Regions from separate parts of the Homo sapiens genome. Here regions 1 and 2 are each linked to region 3. The links are chromatin loops, found by intact Hi-C in ENCODE. Cell type or tissue: OCI-LY7. All regions are shown on one strand.

What was found. Hi-C counts contacts between places; a loop is a spot of excess contacts. Peaks named below come from ENCODE experiments on the same cell type or tissue, not always from the same donor. Only the 100,000 strongest peaks of a DNase experiment are listed, where the experiment ranks them.
Region 1: a loop joins it to region 3, with 12 times the contacts of the local background. A loop is called at or near these places in 14 of 110 quality-filtered maps.
Region 2: a loop joins it to region 3, with 5 times the contacts of the local background. A loop is called at or near these places in 18 of 110 quality-filtered maps.

Annotation. Positions count from the first base shown.
Region 1 is chr14:95,608,481-95,610,980 of GRCh38, reverse strand. No RefSeq gene overlaps it. Among named protein-coding and RNA genes, the nearest start is that of LINC02318, 36 kb to the right of the region's middle. In OCI-LY7, CTCF peaks have their summits at 1,194 and 1,400 (motif pointing left); a DNase peak (open chromatin) is centred at 1,400.
Region 2 is chr14:95,425,888-95,428,387 of GRCh38, reverse strand. The region is part of intron 17 of SYNE3 (spectrin repeat containing nuclear envelope family member 3); the gene reads left to right. Among named protein-coding and RNA genes, the nearest start is that of SYNE3-AS1, 89 kb to the left of the region's middle. RefSeq lists an enhancer at 913-982. In OCI-LY7, a CTCF peak has its summit at 1,196 (motif pointing left); a DNase peak (open chromatin) is centred at 1,177.
Region 3 is chr14:95,993,036-95,995,535 of GRCh38, reverse strand. No RefSeq gene overlaps it. Among named protein-coding and RNA genes, the nearest start is that of C14orf132, 45 kb to the left of the region's middle. RefSeq lists enhancers at 897-1,454, 1,455-2,012 and a silencer at 1,450-1,744. In OCI-LY7, CTCF peaks have their summits at 811 and 1,016 (motif pointing right); a DNase peak (open chromatin) is centred at 1,025.

The DNA of each region.
Region 1 (2,500 bases), 380 kb after region 3:
ATAAAATCGTACAGCAACCATTCTTTCCTTGGTCTCAACCTCACCTGGAAAATGTCCCCTAGACACTACTAAAGCATCTTTTGACCTGAAATGATATCACTCCTTTCTCTTTCTCCTTTCCTTTCTTTCTTTCTTTCTTTCTCTTTCTTTCTTTCTTTCTTTCTTTCTTTCTTTCTTTCTTTCTTTCTTTCTTTCTTTCTCTCTCTCTCTCTCTCTCTCTTTCTTTCTTTCTTTCTTCTTTCTCTCTCTCTCTCTCTCTTTCTTTCTTTCTTGACAAGGTCTTGCTCTGTCACCCAGGGTAGATAGAGTTCAGTGACACGATCATGGCTTACTGTAGCCTTAACCTTCCAGGCTCAAGCCATCTTACCATCTCAGCCTCCTGAGTAGCTGAGACTGTGGGCACACAACACCATACCTGGCTAATTGTTTGTGTGTGTGTATGTGTGCTTTTTTAAAAAATGTTTTGTAAAGATGAGGTCTTCCTATGTTATGCAGATTGGTCTCAAACTCCTGGCCTCTAGCCATCCTTCCACCGTGGCCTCTCAAAGTGTTGGGATTACAGGCATTAGCCACCATGCCCAGCCTCTCACTTGTTTCTTGATGGGATTTTATGTTTAATTTGTTTCTTCATTCATTCATTCATTCATCCATTCATTCATTCATTCACTCGTAAGTAGATAACTAGATAACTAGATCCTGGTCCTGCCCTCAGGAACCATGGCGATGTTTGCAGTACTAGGAGAGGATAAACACTGAGAATTAAAGGAGCCAGAAGAGGGGTACCTCGCTGTGTTCTGGGTAAAGTAGGAGGTGAAGGAAGGCTTCCTGGAAGAAGTGGAACCTGGGCTAAGCCTTGAAGGATAGGGGAAGTTATCTGGGTAAGACATGGAGGGCAGAAAGGTAAGAGTGAGAGCAAGTCATCCGAGGCCTATAGACCAGAGAACACCATGGAATATCTGGGAGCATGGTGTTTATACTGGTGGAGCAGGAGGTTCTGAGCCATCCCAGATGGATGGAGCCAAGAGATAAAAGCAGAGAGAGAGAGACAGGACCTTGGGAACCAGACTGAAGGAGCTTGGACTTGATCTCTAAGAACAGCAGAGACAGCTAGTGGAGAGCATTAAGTAGGGAAGTGACGGGGTCAGATTCGTGTGTTAGGAAGACCAGTCTGGCATCTACAGGGAGAAGAGACTGGAATCCAGAGAAGTAGGCAGGGAGGACTGGCAGGATTTTTCTCTCTCCCAGCTCAGCCTCACAAGGTTGGTTTCCACAAACCCTTCCATGCCAAGCAGCCCTGGTGCCCTCAGTGAGATCTGGAGCCCAGACACCTTGGGATTCTGGGCGGCAGGACCCATATGGAATCTTTACCAGATCAGCTCTCTGCTGCCCCCAACTGTCTCCAAGAGGCCCTTTGGTCCTTGCAGGCTTTTTCTAAACCTCTTAGAATCTAGCATAGGGGTAGCAAACTTTTTCTGTAAAAGATGAAGTAGTGCGATATTGGACTTTGCAGAATATACGGTCCCTGTTGCAACTACTCTACGTTGCAACACGGAGGCAGCCACAGACAAAATAGAAACAAATGAGTGTGGCTGTGTCCCAATAAAACTTTATTTACGGACATTAAAATTTGAATTGCACATAATTTTCACAAGTCACAAAACATTCTTCTTCTTTTGTTGTTTTTTTAGACATTTAAAATGTAAAAAATTCAGAAACAACAACAAAAAACAAATAACTCAATTTAAAAATGGGCTAAGGACTTGAAGAGACGTTTCTCCAAAGAGATATACAAATGGCAAACAAGCACATGAAAAAGATGATCAGCCCCTCTCATCATGAGAGACATCAAAACTAAAGCCACGATGAGATGTCATCTCACCCCTATTGGAATGGCAACTGTCAAAACACAAAGTAACGCATATGGACAAGGATATGGAGAAACTGGAACCCTTATGCGCTGTTGGTGGGGATGTGAAATGGTGCAGCTGCTATGGAAAACAGTTTGGCAGTTCCTCAAAAAATTCCAAATAGAATTACCATAGATTCAGCAATTCTACTTCTGAATATATACCCCAAAGAATTGCAAACCAGATCTCAAAGAGATCTTTGTCGACCCATGTTCTTAGCTGCACTATTCACAGTAGCCAAGAGGTGGAAGCGACCCAGATGTCCATCAATGGATGAGTGGATCAACAGAGTGTGCTATGTACATACAGTGCTATTCAGCCTTAAAAAGGGACAAAAGTCTGACATTTGCTACACCATGTGAATGAACCTTGAGGATATTATGCTAAGTGATATAAGTTAGTCACAAAAAAAGACAAATACTGTATGATTCTACTTACATGAGGTACTTGGAGTAGTCAAATTCATAGACACAGGAAGAATGGTGATGGCCAGGGCTTCGGGGAGGGGAAGATAGGGAGTTGTTTCATGGGTATAGAGTTTAAGTTTTGCAAAATAAAAAAGTTCTAGAGATTAGTCTTACAACAATGTGAAT
Region 2 (2,500 bases), 570 kb after region 3:
AATGTAGTTCTTCCAGTGAAGATTTAGGTTTACTGCCCGTCACCCCCAACCTGAGATTCCTTTAAATTAAAATGTCTGCTTGCGGGTTGTGTTCTATTTGGGTTTCCTTTGGACCACACTGATTGTGTAAACCGAGACCGCCAACCTTGGGGAGCTCCAGCCTGTGTGGTTCAAACTCTTGAGGAAGAGTTTTGATTTCCTATCCTTCACCCACTGCCAACAGAAGACCTGGAATTTCCTTGCCTCCTCTTTCTGTGAGGTGGGTTTATTTCTCATTTCTCCTTACATTGAAGGTGCAGCTCCCTTGGTCCCCCATATTGATGTGGGCTTTCCAATCAGATGCACCATCTTGGTTGCTGTTCTTTTCTTTCTTAGCGGTTTGTAAAATAATGGTGCACTTTATAATCAGCGTCTTAGATTGAATGAGCTACTGTAATACCAAATCTCAGTGAGTATTCCATGTTAGATCATAACTTTCTCTCAAAATTTGTAGGGAACAGCCCCACAGGGTCGGTGAGTTTTTCTCCCCATATGCGGAGACGAGAGATTGTAGAAATAAAGACACAAGACAAAGAGATAAAAGAAAAGACAGCTGGGGCCCTGGGGACCACTACCACCAAGACACAGAGACCGGTAGTGGCCCCGAATGCCAGGCTGTGCTGTTATTTATTGGATACAAGGCAAAAGGGGCAGGGTAAGGAGTGTGAGTCATCTCCAATGATTGACAAGGTCACATGAGTCACATGTCCACTGGACAGGGGGCTCTTCCCTGCCTGGCAGCCAAGGCAGAGAGAGAGAGGGAGAGAGAGGGAGAGAGAGAGGACAGCTTATGCCATTAATTCTGCATATCAGAGACTTTTAGTACTTTCACTAATTTGCTACTGCTATCTAGAAGGCAGAGCCAGGTGTACAGGATGGAACATCAAAGTGGACTAGGAGCGTGACCACTGAAGCACAGCATCACAGGGAGACGGTTAGGCCTCCGGATAACTGCGGGCGGGCCTGACTGATGTCAGGCCCTCCACAAGAGGTGGAGGAGTAGAGTCTTCTCTAAACTCCCCTGGGAAAAGGGAGACTCCGTTTCCCAGTCTGCTAAGTGGCGGGTGTTTCCCCTTGGCACTGAAGCTACCGCTAGACCACGGTCTGCTTGACAATGGGCGTCTTCCCAGACACTGGCGTTACCCCTAGACCAGGGAGCCCTCTGGTGGCCCTGTCCGGGCATAACAGAAGGCTTGCACTCTGTCTTCTGGTCACTTCTCACTATGTCCCCTCAGCTCCTATCTCTGTATGGCCTGGTTTTTCCTAGCTTATGATTATAGAGCGAGGATTATTATAATATTAGAATAAAGAGTAATTGCTACAAACTAATGATTAATGATATTCATATATAATCATATCTAAGATCTATATCTAGTATAACTATTCTTTTTTTTTTTTTTTTTTTGAGATGGAGTCTTGCTTTGTCACCCAGGCTGGAGTGCAGTGGTGCGATCTTGGATCACTGCAAGCTCCGCCTCCTGGGTTCACGCCATTCTCCCGCCTCAGCCTCCCAAGTAGCTGGGACTACAGGCGCCTGCCACCACGCCTGGCTAATTTTTTTTTGTATTTTTAGTAGAGACGTGGTTTCACTGTGTTAGCCAGGATGGTCTCAATCTCCTGATCTCATGATCCACCCACCTCGGTCTCCCAATAGTATAACTATTCTTATTATATATATTTTATTATACTGGAACAGCTCGTGCCCTCGGTCTCTTTCCTCGGCACCTGGGTGGCTTGCCGCCCACAAAAATTATGATTTTTTTTTGCAAAAATCCCTCTTGTGTGTCAGGCACTGTGCTGGGAACACGTGTGCTTGGTCTTTAACACTCACAACTACCTTCTCCTTTTATAGTGGGAGGAAATGGTTTCTGGGCCCCTTGGCCCCTTCTCTCTCACGTGGGATGGGGTCAGATGGGAGTTGGGAGGGGCAACATAGGTTGAGTTTTTACCCCTGTGACTTACTGTGGAACTCCGGGGGCAGGTCAAATCTGCTTCTTCCCTGGTCACAACTAAAGGCCTGGGCTTTGCTAGGGCCATGCAGTCTCTGACCTCTAAAAGGGAGAGCCAGGGACAGGCTTCAAACCATGCTCTGTGTCATCCCACGGCCTCGCCACTCCGTCCGTCTACAGAGCCCAGAAGCAATCAGTCTTTGATGATTTGTGAACAAGTTGGTGCTAAAACTTTGGTCATGAAGTATTTGAAACTAGTCCTTGACTACTGAGATCCAGAGAAGCATTCTCTACACTTGCTCTTTCTATTTCTTCGTCTTTCTGTCACTCACCTTCCACCCCACAACTCCTCTGAAATTCACCCCAGTGAGGTACCCAGTAGCTACTTCTTCACTAAGACCAGTGAACTGCTGTTCTTATCACATTTGGCCCTGGGGCACTGGGGTCGATGACCACGGCCTCCTCTTCCAGCTGCCTCTATCCTGATACTTCTGTCTTTGTTTTATTGTTTG
Region 3 (2,500 bases):
AGAGAAACTAAAATTAGTAGAAAAGGAAACAAGGAATTTGACTAGGCAAGCTACAAAATATGGGATAAAATCAGTAAATATATTAACAAAAAGGTACTTCAACAAATTAAGACTATATTATTTTATTTTTACCCTGGCAAGTATTTAAACATATCAATTGTAAGTGTTGCCAAGGGTAGGATAAAATGCGCATGGGCATAGTCAAGCATGGGTGTAGTGGATGCTGTAGTGTGCCACCCAGATTCCCAGTGAAGGATAGAGGCACCTATTTCCCCAGCTGCCAGGAGTGCTGCCTGCTCATGGCTCAAGCAGAGTCCTTCCCTAGGAATTGTCCTTGCCTAAGGAAGCTGCCTCCCTAGTGGATCTCACATCCAATGATTGGGCCATTAGGACACACAAAGCTCTGAGCCCTTGACTTTAATTCAGGACAGCTGAAGGGGCCATCCTCAGCCCTGTTGCTATTGCATTGCCGTTCAATGTGTCCCTCCACCTGTCCTACTCATTCTCTTGCAGGTGCCATTCCAATAGCCTTTCCCAATAAACCTCCTGCACACAAGTCTCCATCCTAGGTCTGTTTCAGTCTAAGATGACTGCTATGAAGAAATAAACGTCTTTTCCCTTGCCAAATCTATTTATATTTTCATTTATAAAATCTTACTTTGGTTCTACATTTATAAGGTATTTTCCATTATGAATCAAATTAATATGGATCCATATTTATTTTCTCCTGGTTCTTTTAGTATTCTATATTTTAATATGTAACTCTTTAATTCATCTGGGAATTCATCTCAGTGTCCTGAGTGAAATAGGACTCTAATGGACTCTAATTAACTCCCTCCACCTCCTAAATAGTTGACCCCTGGAACTCATTATGGGATAAGCCACACGATTCTCAACAGATTTTGAAGGTGTGTGATTTGATTCCACCAGCAGAAAGTCCGGATATCCTAAATTGGGAGTGCTCCAACTTAGAGGGTCCTTCTGCAGGACTATCAATACTTCTATTTAGCCAGCAGGGGGCTCTGGTGCATAAGAAATGCTTTTAGCTAAATTCTGCTAATTGGCTAAATTGTCCCCACAATAAATGATTTGCCTTCTCAGAACACAATGAACTCTGCAATTGCAGAGCTCCTCTCTCCCTAGCTCCTGATGGGACCCACGGGGGAGAGACCTCTTTCCGCTGTGGATACTACACAGACCTGTGGCTGAAGAGCCTGGCAAAAAGGAATTTGAACTGCACTCAGGGGCATCCCCAAACAGAACAATCTGTCTTCAGGACTAGTGAGTTTCCTGTTGCTGGAAGGGCTCAGACAGGGACTCCAAAAACATTTCAATTAGCTTTCCATAGACCCAAAGTCTGACCATTAATGCCACTCCAGGGTGGCTTTATATATGCTATTGCACTTAAAGGCCCTTTATTAAATGCAAAGTACTTAATGATATTCTTTGTTGGAATTTTCTCAGTGATGACTGAATGACTCTTTTGTGCTCTGATTAGAGGCTTGGGAGAAAGACCTGATCTGCCAGTAACTCTCTCCTGTCACAGCACCTGAGTTGTCTTCACTACAGACTCATCCCACTGGCTCCCCAGAGCACTCTATTCAGTTAACATGCCCTACAGGCAGAACAGCAGGGACTCTAGCAGCTGACCCATCCTGGGCCCTGACAGGCTGGTGGAGAGCCAGGGATGACTTTTCTGCGACAGTCATGGCTGTGGCTGTGGCACTGTGGAGCGGGGTGATGGCGAGGCTTCTAATCCCAGCTCTGCCACTGACAGATACAGGCTGCAGCTGCCGTTGAGCTCCTCCTGTCTCAGAGCCTCGTCTGTGAGTCTGTGAGTGGGAGCACAGAATGGGCAGAGCCCTTATTCTCACAGAAATCCTGAATCCTGATTTTAGGAGATGATGGTTTTGTCAGAGGCGTTTGAACCAGAGCAACTCCATCTTGAGTAAGGGTTGGGTAAAATGAGGCTGAGACCTACTGGGCTGCATTCCCAGACAGTTAAGGCATTCTAAGTCACAGGATGGGATACGAGGTCAGCACCAGATACAGGTCATGAAGACGTTGCTGATAAAACAGGTTGCAGTAAAGAAGCCAAGCGAAACCTACCAAAACCAAGGTGGCAACGAGAGTGACCTCTGGTCGTCCTCACAGCTACACTTTCACCAGCAACATGACAGTTTACAAATGCCATGGGAACGTCAGGAAGTTACCTTATATGGTCTAAAAAGGGAAGGCCTGAATAATCCACCCCTTGTTTAGCATGTCATCAAGAAATAACCATAAAAATGGGCAAACAGCTGCCCTCGGGGCTGCTCTGTCTATGGAGTTGCCATTCTATTATTTCTTTACTTTCTTAATAAGGTTGCTTTCACTTTACTCTACAGGCTCGCCCTTAGTTGTTTCTTGCGCGAGATCCAAGAACCCTCTCTTGGGGTCAGGATCTGGACTCCTTTCCTGTAACAGCGTGAACTCTACCAAAGGTGATTGGCTTTTGATT